Linked DNA regions of Homo sapiens: region 1 is linked to region 2. The links are chromatin loops, found by intact Hi-C in ENCODE. Cell type or tissue: dorsolateral prefrontal cortex. All regions are shown on one strand. Each heading gives the region's core, and the rest is flanking DNA. Links, peaks and the distances in the headings are about the cores only.

Region 1 (9,406 bases), core at 926-8,925, 55 kb before region 2:
GGTTCAGGTGTCTGGGAAGAAGGCCCTGCACGCCCGTCCGCGCCTCCCCTGCCCGGGGGAGCCCCGGGTAGGCAGTGGCCAAAGACTCTGTAGAACAACTCCCGGGAGGGCAGGCTCGCGGCTGCTCCTCCCGTTGGCAGCGCCTCAAACCCTGGCAGGCCCGCGTGTGTGCATGTGAGCCTGCATGTCCTGAGAATCCCCCTGCAGCCTCGCACATCTGGGTCCCCTAGCCATGCATATTCATGCCCCAGAGCAGTAAACCCAGGTCAGCTGCTCGGAGACAGTGAATCGAGTTCTTGAAAACTGACCAAGCCCGTGACTTCAATAAAATGAAGACAGAGCTGTCTTTTCTCCAACTCCTGAGCAAAGCTCATAACACTTGAGGCATTTTTGTTTTTTTCTGAAAGGGACAAAAGAAACGGGGGAAGTCAGCTGTAGGAGTGGTGTGGAGAGTGTGTCTACAGTTCTTCCATTGCTGTAGAAATCGTGATTTGTTTCTTGTATCCTACCTACTCCCTTTGTTAGTTTCCTCAGCCTCAGGAGAAGTGGGTATCATTTGCAATATTCTTTCTTTTGCATGTGGTCCCTGTTGGTGTAACATGCTCTTCCATTTTACCCTTATCATCCTCCTATTTGGTGATGTTCCTCCCCTCCCCTCTCCTCCCCAGAAAAAAGCAGTTTCCACATGTGCCCTCCTAACCCTCCTTTCTGTAACTTCCATAAAAAATGCCCCTTTTCCGGGCGCGGTGGCTCACACCTGTAATCCCAACACTTTGGGAGACCGAGGGGTGCGGATCACTTGAGGCCAGGAGTTCGAGACCAACCTGAGCAACATGGTGAAACCCTGCTTCTACTAAAAAACAAAAACAAAAAAACCAAAAATTAGCCGGGCGTCGTGGTGCGTACCTGTAATTCCAGTCGCTCTAGAGGCTGAGGCATGAGAATTGCTTGAACCTGGGAGGCAGATGTTGCAGTGAGCCGAGATCGCGCCACTGCACTCCAGCCTAGGCGACAGAGCAAGACTCTGTCTAAAAAAACAAACAAAAAACAAACAAAACTGTTTTCCCTTCCCTGGTGGCTCAGGGGCACAGTCACTCTCTTGCACAGCCTGATGGCAGGAGATGGGGTGAGGGTGGCTGGGCTGGGGTGGCCCTGGGAAGACGATATCAGAACAATAATACTTGACTGCCCTACCAACCTAACCGCCTCATAGCCCCTCAGGACTCCAGTCCAGTGAGGGACACTGTTTAGGGCTGAAATGTGTTCAAAATTTATATGAGAGTCAAAACTGCGAGTATCTCAGAATGTGACTGTATCTGAAGATAGGGCCTTTATAAAGAGGTAATTAAGGTCAAATGAGGTCACATGGGTGGGCCTTAATCCAATCTGGTTAGTGTCCTTTGAAGAAAAGGAAATTCAGACACACAGAGGATTTGTTTACACGGAGAAATGACATGACGAGAGGGAGGCGATCTGCAAGCCAACCAAAGAAGCCTCAGGAGAAACTGAACCTGCTGGCACCTTAGCCACCCAGTCCGTGATATTTTATTATGGCACACGAATACAGGTACTAAGGAGGTCTGTCCAGAAGTCAGTCCTGAAGTCCTCCCTCCTCCTCCGTGACCTGGGAACTCTCCCTCAGGATGGTACTGGCCTGGCACAACTTTTCTTTTTGTTATATTCCAGGTGTTCTTGTTCTTTGAGACAGGAACCTATACCCAGTGAAATTTCCCTGTTGCTGAGTCTTTATTTCTACCCCTCTTGTTTGATTTTTCAGTTTTGTCCTGTGTAAGATTCCCAGATAAAATAGAAGACACCCATTTAAATTTGAATGTCAGATGATAGTAGTTTTTTAGTATGAGTACAACCCAAATATTGCAAGGGACATACTTAATTTAAAAAATTCTTTATCTGAAATTCAAATCCAAGTAGATGTCCTGTATCTTTTGTCTGATAAGTCTGCAAACGTTACTTTAGAGGTGTGTCCTTAGTATCTTTACACAGTGTTTCTCACCTTAGAATCAGCTAGAAAACTTTTTTTTTTTGAGATGGAGTTTCGCTCTTGTTGCCCAGGCTGGAGTGTAGTGGTGTGATCTCGGCTCACCGCAACCTCCACTTCCTGGGTTCAATCGATTCTCCTGCTTCAGCCTCCCAAGTAGCTGCAATTACAGGCACGTGCCACCACACCTGGCTAATTTTGTATTTTTAGTAGAGACGGGTTTCTCCATGTTGGTCAGGCTGGTCTTGAAATCCTGACCTCAGGTGATCCGCCCGCCTCGGCCTCCCAAAGTGCTGGGATTACAGGCGTGAGCCACCGTGCCTGGCCAAAACATTCAAAAGATACTGATGATTGGGTCCCTCCCTGGGGGATTCTGATTTAATTGGTCTGAGGTCTGACCTGGTAGACAGGGTTTTTTTAATGCTCCCAGGTGATGTTAACATGCAGCCAAGCTACAGAAGCACTGCAGGAAGGGACAGGTATTAACTAAATGTTCACAGCTATTTCATTGTTGTATTTAAGCTCCCTTAAGCTTAAATTCTTTGGGTTTCTTGTTCCTTTGTTCTGCTAAAAATGTCATCTTATTACTCCTCTTATTGCTGAGCCCAGAGGCAAAGGTCAAACAGATCATCGAAAAATGCCCTGTTAGTATGTGAAATGGTCATCTTATTTCAGGTCAACTGAGCCCATAGAGAGAGATGTCAAGAGCTGTAATATTGATACCACCACAGCAAATGACTTTCCATCCAGACACATTCGGTTTTATAACAAATAGTGCAACTGGGCACCCTGGTAAAAGATTTACCTTTTACCATTACTTTTATTACAGACCACTGCTCAAGAATGTAGGATCTGTTTTAAGCATACTTCTAGTTCAAGAGGATTTGAACATAATTTCGTTCAGTTCTTCCAGACCCTGACTATCTGTCCTTTTTGACTATTAGTTGGCATTTATAGAGAGCCAAATCTTACTTGCTCCTCACTATTTACTGAAAAGTTGGAAGATTCAGGTACTATGGTTAAAACCCGTGGGGTAACACACCATTCATTCTGCTTGTGTAAGGGCCTTATAATGGGGTCTGGTACTCAATGTCACCATGAAGACAAGCCTTGACAACATACACCTTCATAGTGCATGCTAAGGAGCTGTTGGCAGAGCTACAGCTGAGCAAGAGTCAAAACTAGATGAGAGGAAAATAAGATGCCTGTGACAAAAACACATTTTATAGAAAATGGTGCTGGTGGGTCAGCAGATGACATTGATTAGTTAGTATGTCTCAGTGCAAAGTTCAGGGATGGGGATTCAATGTGAAAGGGCTTTGTTAAAAATGCCATCCAAATAAGGGTGTACACAATGGAGGTTTTGTGACTAGCCCTTATTATCTAATGAGAAGTTACAGAAAACTGGAGTGGTAATTGGCAGTTGGGTGTCGACTACATATAAGCTTTAGATTTGAAATATTGGCTTTGGTGCTACTTGGCACTGTGTCCATGGGAAACTACTTTACCTACCTGAACTTTTATTTTTTCATGTGGAAAAGGGCTTTCAGAATGGCAGAATAAAAACCTCTGAAAATCTACTCCTCCATACAAAGAAAATTCTGGCAAAAATTGCCAGAACCAACTTTTTCAGAACTCTGGAAATTAACCAAAGGACTGCAACAATCTGAGGAATGTGTATTCAAGAAAAATGGCTGAACCTCAGTAAAAATAGGGAGCTTTGTGACATTTAGTTTTAAAGAGACAGGGTCTCTGTCACCCAGGCTGGAGTGCAGTGGTGCAATCATAGCTCACTGCAGCCTCAAACGATCCTCCCACTTCAGTCTTCTGAGTAGGTGGGACTACAGGTGCGTGCCACCATGCCCAGCTAATTTTTATTTTTTATTTTTAGAGGCAAGACTTTGCCTCTAAAGTTGCTCAGGCTGGTCTCAAACTCCTGGGCTCAAGCGATCTTCTCACCTCAGCATCTTTGAATAGTCGGGATTACAGGCATGTGACACCTCACCTGTATGTAACATTTTTACTTGACCAATCTCCTTACCCTTCTTTCCAGATCTGTGGTAGGCTTGAACACTAACAGCTTCTCAACCATGACAGCTCTGAGTACCAGCAGACTAGCAGCCAACAGTGAGGCAGAATAGGTTTGCAGCCCTAGCAGACCTGTTTACAAGAAATGCTTTTTTTTTTTTTTTTTTTTTTTTGGAGACAGGGTCTCACTCTGCTGCCCAGGCTGGAGCACAGTGGTGTGATCATGGGTCACTGCAGCCTCAGACTCTTGGGTTCAGTGATCCTCCTACTTCACCCTTTCACGCAGCCAGGACTACAGGTGCACACCCGGTTTATTTGTAAACTTTTTTTTTTTTTTGAGACAGAGTCTCGTTCTATCACACAGGCTGAAGTGCAGGCATGATCTCTGCTCACTGCAACCTCCGTCTCCCCGGCTCAAGCGATCCTTCTGCCTCAGCCTCCCAAGTAGCTGGGACTACAGGTACATGACGCCACATCCGGCTAATTTTTGTATTTTTTTGTGGAGATGGGGATTTGATATGTTGTCCAGGCTGGTCTCAAACTTCTGAGCTCAAGTGATCCACCCATCTTGGCCTCCCAAAGTGCTGGGATTACAGGCATGAGCCACCACACTGGCTAAGTTTTTTGTAGACATGGGGTTTCACTATGTTGTCCAGGTTGGTCTTGAACTCCTGGCCTCAAGTGATCCTCCCACCTTGGCCTCCCAAAGTGCTGGGATTACAGGCATGAGCCATATACCTGGCCTACAAGAAATACTAAGGGGAGTCCTTCAGGCTAAAATGAAGGGACACTAGGGAATAACTTGAATCCACATGAAGAAATAAAGGATGCTGGTAAAGGTAAATACACAGAAACCATAAAAGGCAGTAGAAATGTATTTTGTTTCTAATTCTTTTCTTCTCCCATATAATTTAAAAGACAACTACATAAAACAATAATTACTAAACTGTTGACAGGCTTATACTGTAGAGAGTTGTAATTTGTATGACAAATAGCACAGAAGAGAAGGAAGGAAATGGAAGTATATATTGCAGCTAAGTTTTTGTTTACTATTGAAATTAAGTTTGTATTAATCCAAACTATATTGTTTTAAGATGTTATTGTAATCTTCAGGACAACCATTAAGAAAATAACTCTGTTAGGAGAGCAGTGGGGTCCTCAGTATGGTTCCTTTAGGCAGCTCTGCTGACCCCACCCTTTCCTGAACTGCCCTTCTGTCCCAGAGGAGTCACGCTGACCCCACCCACCTTGCTGCTGGGCTTTGGACCCCAGTCTTGAAAAGGCCCGGCCGTGCTGGCTCTGCCCCTCAAAGGGGCTGTGAGCAAGGTAGGAGGGAGCTGGTCTCCTTTCTTGGGCCCCACCTAGGACCCGAGCACCACCTACCCCTGTGAGGGCCCCAGGCCTTAAGTCCCTGGTTGGGGGCGGGGGGGGGGGGTGCTATGGGTTTGTGACTCCAGCAGAGCAGAGGAACAGGGCACTGGAAGTGAGCTCAGCATGTGATTCAGTGATGGACCAGGTTTGGAAGGGCCAGTATACTTGTCATTGTTGTCGTTGGTTTGTTGTTGTATGTTCCAGGATATCAGTATTTTAACAGGTTCTAAGTGCCTTTCTATTGTAACTTATGTTTTCCCTCCTCTTGGCTCCATTGCTGTTAGCATAGTTTAAAAAAAAGAAATAAGCTAATGACTATAACAATATATTCCTCCATGGGAGAGGAAGTTTATAAAGAAACAGTAAAAGTGAGTTGCAAAAAATAAAAAATAAAGAAACAACAGGAAATTAAAATGGTATACTGGAAATTATTTCTCACAAAATAAGGCAGTAATGGAAAAATAAAGGAGTAAAAAGACAGACACATAGAAAACAAATAGCAAAATGGCAGATGTAATTCCTATTTAATCGTTAATCAGGTTAAGTTTCTATGGACTGAGAATTCCAATCAAAAGGTAGAGATTGGCATAATGAATTAAAAAAAAAGACTCAACTATATTTCTCTATAAAATACACTTTAGATTCAAAAATGCATACAGGCTGAATGTGAAAGGATGGGAAAAGATGTACTATGCAAAAAGTAACCAAATAAGGGCAGGAGTGGCTGTACAAATATGTAACAAAATAGACTTTAAGACAAAAATTGCTGGCAGAGACAAGGGATACTTTACAATTAAAAAAGGCCAATCCATCAGGAAAACAATTATAAACACAGATGCACCTAACAACAGAGCCCCCACCCTAAAATACATGAAGCAAGGACAGACAGAATGGAAGAAACAGCCAACTCAACAGTAATAGTTGGAGACTTTCATACCCTACTTTCAATAATTGATAGAAAAATTAGGTAGAAGATCAATAAGAAAATAGAAGACTTGGACAGTATGATGAACTAACTAGGTCTAACAGACATCTACAGAACAGCCAACAACAGCAGAATACACATTCTTCTCATGTGCACATGGCACCTTCTCCAGGATAGATCGTATGTTAAGCCACAAAACAAACCAATATGTTAAAAGGATTGAAATCATACAAAGTATGTTCTCAGATCACAATAGAATGAAATTATTTCCTCATCTGCAAAAAATGATAACATCTACCTGAGCGGGCGATACAAGAATTAAAACCAAGTAGCCAGCATGGGGCATAATAAACTTTTTTATTATGAGATACTTTGTTAATTGTAAGAACAGATTGCATGTATGCTTTCCTTTGCCTCATGACTAGAGTGTGGCAAATGATGGGTTAACTTCCTCCTTTTAAATTAGAAAAAAATATTAACCATTTTCAATTTGTGGCAGATTATAAAATTGATAGTGTTATAGTTTTGAGAAAATACAGTATCACAACCCCGATGCATCTTACCACCAATATGACTAGAAGCTGAATGTAGGACTACCTTAGAATACAAACTGGCAAATTTATAAATTGCCCTGTGTTTATAAAACAAGATAAATGATTATGGATCTACCTGAATTTTCCTTAGCAATAGGCCATGAGTGTTCATTCATATGTTTGACTCTCTTCATTTCACACCAGAGAGGCAAGATCAGGCCACATTCTTTTTTTTTTTTTTTTTTTTTTTTTTTGAGACGGAGTCTCGCTCTTCCGCCCAGGCTGGCGTGCAGTGGCGCTATCTCGGCTCACTGCAAGCTCCGCCTCCCGGGTCCACGCCATTCTCCTGCCTCAGCCTCCAGGGTAGCTGGGACTACAGGCGCCCGCCACCACGCCCGGCTAATTTTTTCTATTTTTAGTAGAGACGGGGTTTCACCGTGTTAGCCAGGATGGTCTGGATCTCCTGACCTCGTGATCCGCCCGCCTCGGCCTCGCAAAGTGCTGGGATTACAGGCGTGAGCCACCGTGCCCGGCCAGGCCACATTCTTACGAGTTAATTCTTCTAGTCAAGGAATAAAGCTTGACCTTATACTGTCTTAAAACAGATCTTAGTTCAGATTATCTATGGCTGCTTTTGTGCAACAATAGCTGGTTTGAGTAGCTGTGACAGAGTCCAAATGGCTCATAAAGCCTAAAATATTTACAATTGGGATCTTTACAGAAAAAGTTTGCAGAACCATAACCTAAGAACTAAATAAATAATCCTTGGGTGGCGCTGGCAGATGATATTCCAGGAAAGACACTGAAAAAAACATGCAGTCATCCTTTTATTTCCAAGTTTGCATAACTTTCTTCAATATGGCCAATCTTGTTTCATCTGTAAACCCATCCCCTCCCTTCCCTTTATTACTTTGAAGCAAATCCAAGACATACATTGGTAATATTTTATCTACAAATATCGGAGTCTATTTGCATTGTATTTTAAGGCATATAATACTTATGATAGCATTTATCTTTTTTGCAAATATGAGAACAACCACACTGTTAATTTTCCTTCAAATTCTACGGTGCAATTGGTAGATTGGCCAAATGTTCTCTGACTTGTATTTAAAAATGATAAGAATGAGCTGGGTGCGGTGGCTTACACCTACAATCCCAGCACTTTGGGAGGCTGAGGTGGAAGCCCAGGAGTTTGAGGCCAGCCTGGGCAACATAGCATGACCCTGTCTCTACAGGCATGGTGGCACATGCGTGTAGTCCCAGCTACTTAGGAAGCTGAGGCAGGAGGATCACTTGAGTCTAGGGATTTGTGGTTGCAGTGAGCCATGTTCGCACCACTGTACTCTAGCCTGGGCAAAAGATCAAGACCCTGTCTCAAGAAAAAAAAAAAAAAATCCCAAAATGAGAAATTTAATTTTTTCACCTAAGACAGTAATAGTGGAAACTTCACAGTTCTCCAGAAATTTCTCCCAACTTTTTTTTTCACTGACCAAACTCAGTAGGGAGGTAAATATCTAATTCAGAACTGCTGAGACCACTATTTTCAGGTTTTACAGTTATTTAGTTTAAATCAAAGATGTTTGGTTACTAAGCCTACACTTCCTGTAGTGTTTGAAGGGTGTGAGGTGACTCAGCTTGGGACATTTTGCTGCTGTAACTTCACATTTCTCTCACTTTCATGTCAACCATTCCTATACCCCCATCCACAGTTCTGAATGAGCTCACCTACTTTTACTTTATAGTGATTAAATTTGCAAATACCAAATTTTAAAAAGAGGATTAAAGAAAAAGCTCAGATTTGTATGGCCCTTTCAGGGAAGGGCTGTCCTTTAGGTCTGCATTCAGACCTTCCAAAGCCCTGTCCGTGGCCCCACTTGCACCAACAAACTGATCCGACCCAGTCCCCAGAAGACAACCGAGGTGCACACTGCCCCCACCTTGTGCTCAGTCATACTTGGAATGTGTCGCAGGCAGCCTAATTGAAATCAGTAAAGCAAAAAGGGTTAGCTAGCTGGAGGATCTTGTCAGAAGTGAAAGACAAGAGACTGAAAATGTAGGGAATATACTGAGTGAGCAGCAGTGTTTTCAGGGTTCTAATGATAGAGAACACAATTAAAAAGGCAGACTAATTGCTAGGAAAGGTAATTCATTCTTTGGCTTGTCATTTAAAGGAAACAACTGGGATGGCAATAAGTGTGAAGTATTTTGTAGATAGGGATTTTTTTTTGAGACAGGATCTCGCTCTCTCACCCAGATTGGAGTGCAATGATGCGATCGTGGCTCATTGAAGGCTTGATCTTTCGGGTTCAAATGATCCTTCCACCTCAGTCTCCTGAGTTGTGGGGACTATAGTTGTGCACCACCACATTTGGCTAAGTTTTGTATTTTTTTTTGTAGGGACTGGGTTTCATCATGTTGCCCAGGCTGGTCTTAAACTCCTGAGCTCACGTGATCTGCCCACTTTAGCCTCACAGAGATTGGGATTACAGGCATGAGCCACCATGTCCAGCTGAGATTTTTAAATGAGAATTTTTAAATATACACACACAA
Region 2 (9,406 bases), core at 1,027-9,026:
AAACAGCACCTGCTCTTGGGAAGTACATGCAAATAGAGTTATGTCTAAATGTTCTGAGCATTTCCAGTCCAAGGAATTATTTTAATGCTTAATTACAGGCAAGCCGCAGTGGCTGATGCCTGCAATCCCAGCACTTTGGGAGGCCGAGGCAGGTGGATCACTATAGCTCAGGAATTCAACACCAGCCTGGCCAACATGGTGAAACCCTGTCTCCACTAAAAATACAAAAATTAGCCAGGCATGGTGGTGCCCACCTGTAATCCCAGCTACTTGGGAGGCTGAGGCAGGAGCATCACTTGAATCTGGGAGGTGGAGGGTGCAGTGAGCCAACATTGCACCACTGCACTCCAGCCTGGGCAACAGAGTGAGACTCCATCTCAAAAAAAAAAAAAAAAAGAAACAAAAAACCTTAATTACACATTGTAGTAAATGCTATTGGTTCCTGACTTATGCCTTCCTGATTTCCTTCTACTATCGAAATTGGGAGAGTTAAAACTCTTGCTCTCCCAAACTCCCTTGCAGCTAGAAGGTCATGTAACACAGTTCTGGCCAATGAGAGGCAAGTGAATATCTGTTGGGACAGAGGCTGCCCCTCCTTTCCATCTTTGCATAGAAATGTCAGGCTTGGACCTACTGCCACCACCTTGTAACCATGAAGGGAAAGTCAAAGAAATGCAGAGACGCTACAGCCCTGACACAATGGAGGTGCTGAACCAACGCCAGCAGCCACCAGATTTCAGCCTTCTTACTGGGTGAGAAAAATTTACCTTTAAACTCTTAGGCTGTTGCAAAAGTAATTAAAAAAAAAAAATGGCAAAAACTGTAATTACTTTTGCACCAACCTAATACTATCGGTTAGACTTTTCCAAATTTGGAAGCAAAAAAATTTCTAAATGATATATCCAGAAAGTCAACATAGAAATCGATACTGTTTCCTATATGGTAAGACACATGATTTTTTTTAAACCAAATATATGACCAACTTGTTTGTAAATTAACTTCTCTAAACATCAGCTGAATGACAGAAGCTCTTCAGGTAATTAGTCTAACGAGGGGATAAGGTATACATAAATAACTATGATCAGGCCAGGTGTGGTAGCTCACGCCTATAATCTCAGCACTTAGGGAGGCTGAGACGGGTGGATCACTTGAGGTCAGGAGTTCAACACCAGCCTAACCAACATAGAGAAACCCTGTCTCTACTAAAAATACAAAAATTAGCTGGGTATGGTGGTGTGTGCCTGTAGTCCCAGCTACTCGGGAGGCTGAGACAGGAGAATCACTTGAGCCCAGGAGACAGAAGTTGCAGTTAGCCGATATCATGCCACTACACTCCAGCCTGGGCGACAGAGCGAGACTTTGTCTCAAAATACAAAACAAAACAAAACAACTGTGACCGAAGGCAGACAGTGAAAACACTGTACGTGGAAGGTGCTCTATGTATATCCCAAGTAGGGAGAGACATTACTTCTGGTTGGGCAAGGAAGAAATCAGGGAACTCTCCATAAAAAAGCATCTAAGCTAAACTCCAGAGAAAAAAAGAATTTGGATGTTTGGAGTTGGGGAGAAAGGGCATTCTTGGCAAAAGGAATAGTTTAAGCAAATATGGGAAACCTAAGGTCATGTAAGGGAAACAGCAAGTTCATTCTGGCTGGTGCAGGAGAACAAAGATCAGAGAAGTCCAGACCAAATTATAATAAGCCTTGAACACCAAGTGAATGGGAGTCTGAGCTTTACTCTCCATGCCTGGGCTGCCATTGAAGGTTTCTGAGCAATTAGGAGTCAGTTTTTAAGGAAAATTTACCTGACTGCAATAAGTAGCATGGATTGGCAGACTTAGAAAATGTCAGGAGGAGGCTGTGCAGCCATCTGGGTAAGAGGTGATGAAGGTGTGAACCAGAAGAGTCAAAGTGAGAATGGAGTGGGAAAAAGACACAGACGTGAGAGATACAGTGGAAGTACATATAATACAAGTTGGCTACTGTCTGGATATGGGGTGTGAGTCACAGGAGGAATAACGCCGAAAATGTTTTATTGCACAAAATATAAACAAAAACCTCATGCGGTACCTCTGGAGCTGAAGACAGGAATGGTTTAATGTAGATGTTGGAGTCATGCACCTTCAGGTCATGGTCCCCAAGTCCCCTGGTCACTCCAATAGTTGCCATTACCCGGGCCTAGGAGTATAAGCAGAGGGTCATCAGAAACACGCACACAGTGAAAGCATCCCATTCCAGTGCAGCTGCCTGGGCTAGGAACAACCAAACAATTTTCCAGTTCCTCCTGCCCAGATATGTTTCCAGGCCCCTTGCTGCTAACATACGTGGATAGCTCTTACCAAGAAAGGGCTCACCAAAATCACTTCTGTATTTGAGGAGTGCTTTTTCTATCCATTATCTTAAGCTTGACAGGTTGCTGCTGTTTCTTTTCAGCTTTCTTTTTTTGGAGACTGGAAGGAAGGATGTCCAATAAACTAACTCCAATGCATGCGTGACGTCTACAGCTGCAGAAATCAGTTCATATCAAACCCAATAGGATTGATCGATCCATCCATCCATCCATCCATCCATCCACCCACCCATCCACACACCCACCAATCTTTCTGTTACATATCCACTGTACAAGTATTTGCTCAACACCAGCTATGTCCTTAGTCCTGTGATATGTACTAGTAAAAGGTGTAAAAAATCAGAAATAGCTCTTGCCCTCCCAGAGTTCACCTATTATGTTTTATGGCTGGAGAAAAGAAACTTATCAACTCTATAACCTATCCTGCTAAGATCTCCACAAATTCCCTCTGGGTGGAAAGGAACAAAATGTCACCAGTGCTGTGACATAGCTACACAGAGGCCTCAGGGCTGAGACCTCATCCTGAACTGTTTTTGAATGGTGTAAGGAAGTAACACTATTACACCAATGCCTACACAGTCAGCTTAAATATCTCCTGTTATGCTGAAGATCTGATTTACCCAAACATTTATTGGGTGCCTACTATGTACTTACATCATATGTTGGGGACACAAATGTCTAAGGCCTCGTCCCTACTACAAAGAAACTTGGGGCCACGTGCGGTGGCTCTTGCCTGTAATCCCAGCACTTTGGGAGGCTGAGGCAGGTGGATCACTTGAGGTCAGGAGTTTGAGACCAGCCTGGCTGACATGGTGAAACCCCATCTCTACGAAAAATACAAAATTTAGCTAGGCATGGTGGTGGGCACCTGTAATCCCAGCTGCTTGGAGGCTGAGGCATGAGAATCACTTGAACCTGGAAGGTGGAGGTTGCAGTGAATTGAGATCATGCCACTGCAGTCTAGCCTGGGTGACACAGTGAGACTCAGTCTCAAACCAACAAACAAACAAATAAAAAAACCAAAAAGAAACTTGGTAAGGGAGATAAGAGGGAGATGTGTAATTAATAACACATAAAATATGGTTAAGTACTGAAAAACACATAGACAATGGGTTATGCAAGTTTAGAGGAGGTAAAAATTCTACTGAGAAGGCTCCACGGAGGAGGTGGCACTTAGCACAGAAAGGTGGATTGCATCAAGACAGGCGACACAGAGGGATGGAGTGAAAGTCATCCTGGGTGGAAGAAAGCAGTGTCCTAACCCTTAATCATAAAAAATATATCCGGTGTAGTGAAATGGTTCAAAGACCTGAGCTTGAATCCTCACTCTATTACCTGGGTGATAAGAGTAATTACCTCCTATGAGTGGGGATGAAGTAAATAAATGCTAAGAAACACTGCAATTTAATATATTGTCTTCATCTTCATCCTAGACTGTCAACAGGGCTGTGAATTTTGAAGCCAGCCTTGGTTCGGAAGGTAGGCAGAGTTCACATTAAGCAGAAATGAAACCATGACACCTTTTTGAGGGCAAGGGTCAGAGGGGATAAAGACACGAGACACAGCCAGACACAGTAGCTCACATGTGTAATCCCAGCACTTTGGGAGGCCAAGGCAGGAGGATCACTTGAGCCCAGGAGTTTGAGACTAGCCAGGGCAATGTGGTAAAACCTCCTGACTACAAAAAATACAAAAATTAGCCAGTGTGGTGGCATGCGCCTGTAGTCCCAGCTACTCAGGAGGCTGAAGTGGGAGGATCACCTGATCCTGGGATGTCGAGCCTGAAGTGAGCCGAGATTGTGCCACCGTACTCCAGCCTGATGCCATGTCTCAAAAAAAAAAAAAAAAAGTGATGCAAAGCAAAGCCTGGGGCCCTCTGCCCTGCTGGGAGGCTGGACTGGCTCCCTTCTAGCCAAGAAGTGCTCAACTCTAAATGTGAAAAATTCTGAGTCCCTTGTGGCTCTCCTGCTCTCCTCCCTGAAATGGCGGCTTCTCTGTGTGCTCTTTCCAGCCAAAGAAATCTGATGTTTCTGCTAGTGACTGACCTTGTTTACGAAGTATCCAGGTGTTACCCACACCAGTCTTTAAAAGCATCTGAAGAAAGAAAATGAGAAGTAATGGCCACAGAAGTACTCTGAAATTTCTGCGTAGGGGTACGCGGAGAAGAAAGAGAAAATCCCAGTCCAGGATCTAGAAGGAGCTCCAAGAACTCATGGAGTCCTCAGAAAGGGGTGGTATCTACCAACAAAAGCAAAATGGAGACATGGTGGCTTTTAAATAGGCCAACAGGTACACGGACAGAACTTGCCACCTGCCCATCGCAAGACCATCAAGCTTAAATTACCTGAAATGCTTGAGGAACATGATGTTTTGGTGAATTGAACTTTATACTAAAATTAGAAAACTCTTGCTCCTTCAAATCTTACTGCTATAAACTTCCAAGAATACATCATTCCATTTTCCTATTGTACTAAGGAAAGTATACTGAACATAACTGAACAGCTTATTTAATACTTATGCATTTATGTCAGGTACCAGGCTAGACAGGAACTAGAGATACAGGGGTAACAGAATGTGTTCCTGAGTTTACTGGAACTCACTGGATATTAAAGGGTAATACAGAGAATCTCAGCCCCACAAAGAAATGGAGCTGCAGGCATAGGTCATTGGGCTGAATGATACTCATTAATGGTGCCCATTGTACCAAAAGGCACAAATATTTATATCAGAACAGTGCCTATTAGCCCTGACACGATTCTTAACCAGAGACTGTGATCTGAAAGGTGTTCATTTTCATGAATGGGGTATGTTCGTTTAAAAAATGATTCCTACATGGATCAGATATTTGTGTTTGGTATTCCTCCTTCTGTTGAGATGTCTTTTTGCATTGAAATCACTGCTGGTCTACACGGAGCCCAAAACCTAACCATGTTTGTTCTCTTGCTTTTGCTCTGACACACACACACACACACACACACACACACACTCTGCCCATGGAAGGCATCCTTTGGTTTTCTTCTGAGTCATTTCTTCTTGATAAAAACTATCGTATCGAATGCTGGAAAAATTATCAGTTGAAGACTCTTCTCAATGTGACCACATTTTTCACTTGGAATGCTTCACACCGAGTTGAAATGTATTAGTGTTCCGAGGAAGAATGCAATGATTCAGAAGGTGTTTGTTCTTACTAGGAAATAGATTCCAAGCTTCTTGCTCTCCACTCCAGGATTTCAACCTCCTCCAGGCCTCTGCTCAGAGACCACTTTAGGATCCACAGCTTTTCTTTGGTTCGACAACGTGCTGTTCAGTGCTGGATTCTGACTGGAACCCTGGGAGCTGATGATGGTCTTTGTTATCTTAGTCTGGACTCTGGTTGCTGTGACCTTATAGTCTAATTACAGTGACGCTTTGGACTCTCTTCCATGGGGCAAGTGGCAAACAGACTTGCAAAGTCTGGACTTCCATGGTGGAGTCTGAGACGCGCGAAGCAGACAGAAAGCCAAGGCACCACATCCGCAGCTGCCCCTCGCTTGGCTGCGTGATCTGCCTGAGCTGTTTTAACCTCACAGTCCCAGCTGCCTCGTCTGCCAGATGGATATAACACAGCCAGCTTGACCTGCCTCCTTGCTCGTTGTCAGATATAAATGAGATGATGTGTGTGAAAGTGGTTCATGTTTAAACACTGTAAAAAGTTATTCAAATGGATTGGGAAGGGGGACTTTATTTTCACAAAATTGGCTTGAGTCCCTTGTGCTCACCGCCCACCTCCCACCCCCACTACTCCTTGGACCCTGAAGACAGGAGGCCTGAAGGATGATGGATGGGATATGCTTTCAAGCTGTCAAGGCTATAAAATCACAAGCTGCTGAGTGGAACACACGGACTGCCACGGGCTATGTGGAGCGAAGGCGGGACAGAGCCCTGTCCTCTCTACCCAGGGGAAGCACACGTGCCTACCTTCTTGCCTTCTCCATATATAAGGGGGAACTTCAAGTCCTCATCCTCAATGGTTTTGTATGCCCTGTAGGGGATAAACAACATTTTAAAAAAGGTTTGCACTCAATTAGTGACCTGCTGCCCTGACACCGACTGCTAGGGATTTCATTTTCCCTGAGACCCCATCCACTCACCACACTGACTACCTCTTCCTTTATAGGGAGTTGTTCTCCCTACAGAATTGTGTGTGTGTGTCTTTTACCAAACCAGAAAATACTGTCTTTATATGCTTGAAGAGGGAGGAAATAAGTTGGCATATGCATAATTAGCAAAAAGGGGAGATGGGTTTCTGGCCTTAGGGTCTGTGTAATAATGAAGTGACCCAGCAACAGTATTCTCATCACGAATCCAAAACTGTGAGAAACAGCAGAGCTCAGAGATGAATGGAGTGTGAAACTGCTTCGAGAGCCAGTTCTCACCTTCAGGGGTTGTTTATACCAAAACAGCCTTGTATTGGGATGGCTAGGGAAGAAATCTTTCGAGCCTGTTTGTCCTCTATATAATATGCAAGGTTGGTAAAACATTCTTTGTTTCACAATAGCTTTTAAATAGCCACTCAATACACAGAAAGAACCTTCAGTTTATGCCTCAATGGTTTATTCCAGATAGGGTTCTCCAGTGCCACAGCCTGCACAGCGGAGGCGGGTAAGATGAAAGGGACAGAGCTGATGAAGACCATGTCTTGCAATTTTGCTTATAACCAAGTTAAAAAACAAACAAGCGAACAAACAACTGTTAGCCCAGTTACAGCTGTTTATCACCTTGAGCATGTAGCTTCACCTTTTTCAGTCTCAGTTTCCTCATCTGTACAATGAGGCTAATACACAGGATACAAAGAGCTCAGTACAGAGCCTGCACTTAGTAAGAGCCCACTTAGTGGCAGTTATTACTAATACTTAGTAGATAATTAACACTTACGTGGCATACCGGTTCCCCTTTCTGCAAAATGGGGATAACACTGCTCATAACTTCAAAGTTATTTAAAAGACTAAGTAAAAGATAGGGTAGGTTCTGCTGAATTAGGTGCTATAAGTAGATGCTTTTCTACAACAACATCTCCTGAGTGCATTAAAAATCCTAATTTATTAAATGGCCTGCCATTCCTGGACATATCTAGGCTGCTTGGGAGTGAGTCTGAAATCAAATTTATGGAAGCTCTTGAGGTACAAAAGAATGTAACTAAATTTAAAAAGCATGCAACCCCAAAGTTAAAGCAGGTCCATCCTCAGAAAGTTACATGGTAAGGTGTCCTTCCCATGGGGTGGAGAATCAGTGAGGTTTTGGCACCAGATGTGCCTGAGCTGGAGTTCAGCAATGCCTTTGGTATAGCCCTGCACAAGTAGATGTGCTCTCAGTCCCTCAGGATCCTCATTAATCAATTAGGGCAAAATCTGGGGCTCATTCGTGAGATTATTGCAAAGATTAAAATAGGGAAATGAATGTGGAGAGCTTAGGAGGTACTTAGCACTGTGCCTGGCAAAACAAATGCTGCTGCTGTTGAGTGAGCTGAGAGGTATTCTAGGAATTGAATTTTCAAAAAAGGAAATATACTGTTTCCTTCCCCCAAATCTACCAAACTAACACAAAGTGGAAATAACCACTTTGATGTTTTTACATACTCACATGAGCTATTTTAAACACTGTGGTATATGAGTTTGGGGGGGGAACAAATAAAGCTATTATTAGAAGAATTTGGGTTTTTTAAAGCTTTCCAGGTGATTCCAATGTGCAGCCAAGGTTGAGATCCACTACTATACATCAAGCATCAATTAACTACCATTCAAAATGATTCAGCAATTAGCCCCTTATCAGCTTGACCCTTAAGACAACAGACTACATGGCTCAAGGGAGAGGAGGAAAATGGCCTGAGAAAGGCCCTGAGATGAGCGTGAACAGGGATTGAAGACCCCATGTGGAGAGTGAGGAGACAGGCCCGCACAGAGAGGATGCAGCAGTGGAGACCAGATGTAGAAAGGGGCTGGGCCTTGAGATCCAGGCACAGGAGGAGCCTGGATCTGGTGTAGAAGAGTTGGGTCTATGACTAGACATTCACAGGAATTAAATAGAGCTAGAAGGCTAGAATTAAATAGAGGCAGAAGGCTGCAGCTCTAGAACCAATGACTGGGTATTACCTAGAGCTTAATAGAGACAGGCGAAGAGCACTCTTAACAGGCTTAGAGAAGTAGTAAGAAAACTGCTCTATCACAAGCCGGGTCATTGAATTCTCACATGGCAGAGTGTTGCAGGAGCACGAAGTCCATGTCCCACAACTCTGAAAGACACACACTTAGAGTTGTTACCCACAGGACCAAACCAAATGCAAATTTTAATATTATATGTTAGCTTCTGCTTATCTTCAGGAACAACAAAACATTAGAAATAGAAACAATGGTGGAAAAGGAAGGTTTATTCTGCCCCGCCAGTGTTGGTTTTCAATCAACTATGAGCACTCCCTCTCCCCCAGCAACTAACGACAAGGGGGAATAGCACCAATGAGGAGGAAAAGTACAACACCTTCTCCCCCTCCATCTTTCTGAATCCTAAGCACAGATCATCATATAAAGTTAAGTGGACTTCCATCCATAGTTACAAAGCCTTGAGTAATAAAGTATAAAATATAGTACTCAAGAGTTAAAACTGGCAACTTGATTAGAGTCTGTATAAATTAATAATAGCTAATAGTAATCACAGCAGCTATGATTTACTGAGCATCTTCTACATGCCAGACACCAGGCTCTGTGCTGACTTATAGTATCTAAAATCTCTCAATGGCCTTATAATGTCCTGTCTTACAGAGGAGAGAACTGAGCCCAGAGAGGTTAAGTTACTCCTCCCAGACCAAAAAGGTGGAGTGGCCTTAAAACCGGACTTGGACTTTTCCGGAAAACATGACAAAGAAATGTGATATCAGGACTTAGCTTTGGGAATTTCTCATTCTAGTCCGAGTCTGAAATGAGACCATTATTGTCCACTCTCTTCGGGTGACCAGCTGATATCTGATGAAGAAAAGAAGACTTTTGGCAAAAGAGGAAGGGGAATTTTCTGTGTGAGTGGCAAAAGA

Evidence for each region. Peaks named below come from ENCODE experiments on the same cell type or tissue, not always from the same donor. Only the 100,000 strongest peaks of a DNase experiment are listed, where the experiment ranks them.
Region 1: a loop joins it to region 2, with 2.2 times the contacts of the local background. A loop is called at or near these places in 3 of 110 quality-filtered maps.

The regions. Positions count from the first base shown.
Region 1 is chr12:62,632,542-62,641,947 of GRCh38, forward strand. No RefSeq gene overlaps it. Among named protein-coding and RNA genes, the nearest start is that of MIRLET7I, 34 kb to the left of the region's middle. In dorsolateral prefrontal cortex, for the core only: no CTCF peak of the experiment used is centred there; no DNase peak of the experiment used is centred there.
Region 2 is chr12:62,687,630-62,697,035 of GRCh38, forward strand. It overlaps PPM1H (protein phosphatase, Mg2+/Mn2+ dependent 1H), which reads right to left. Exons shown (of 10, transcript NM_020700.2): 7 at 6,307-6,370; 8 at 2,070-2,177. Among named protein-coding and RNA genes, the nearest start is that of MIRLET7I, 89 kb to the left of the region's middle. In dorsolateral prefrontal cortex, for the core only: no CTCF peak of the experiment used is centred there; no DNase peak of the experiment used is centred there; H3K27ac peaks cover 764 bases.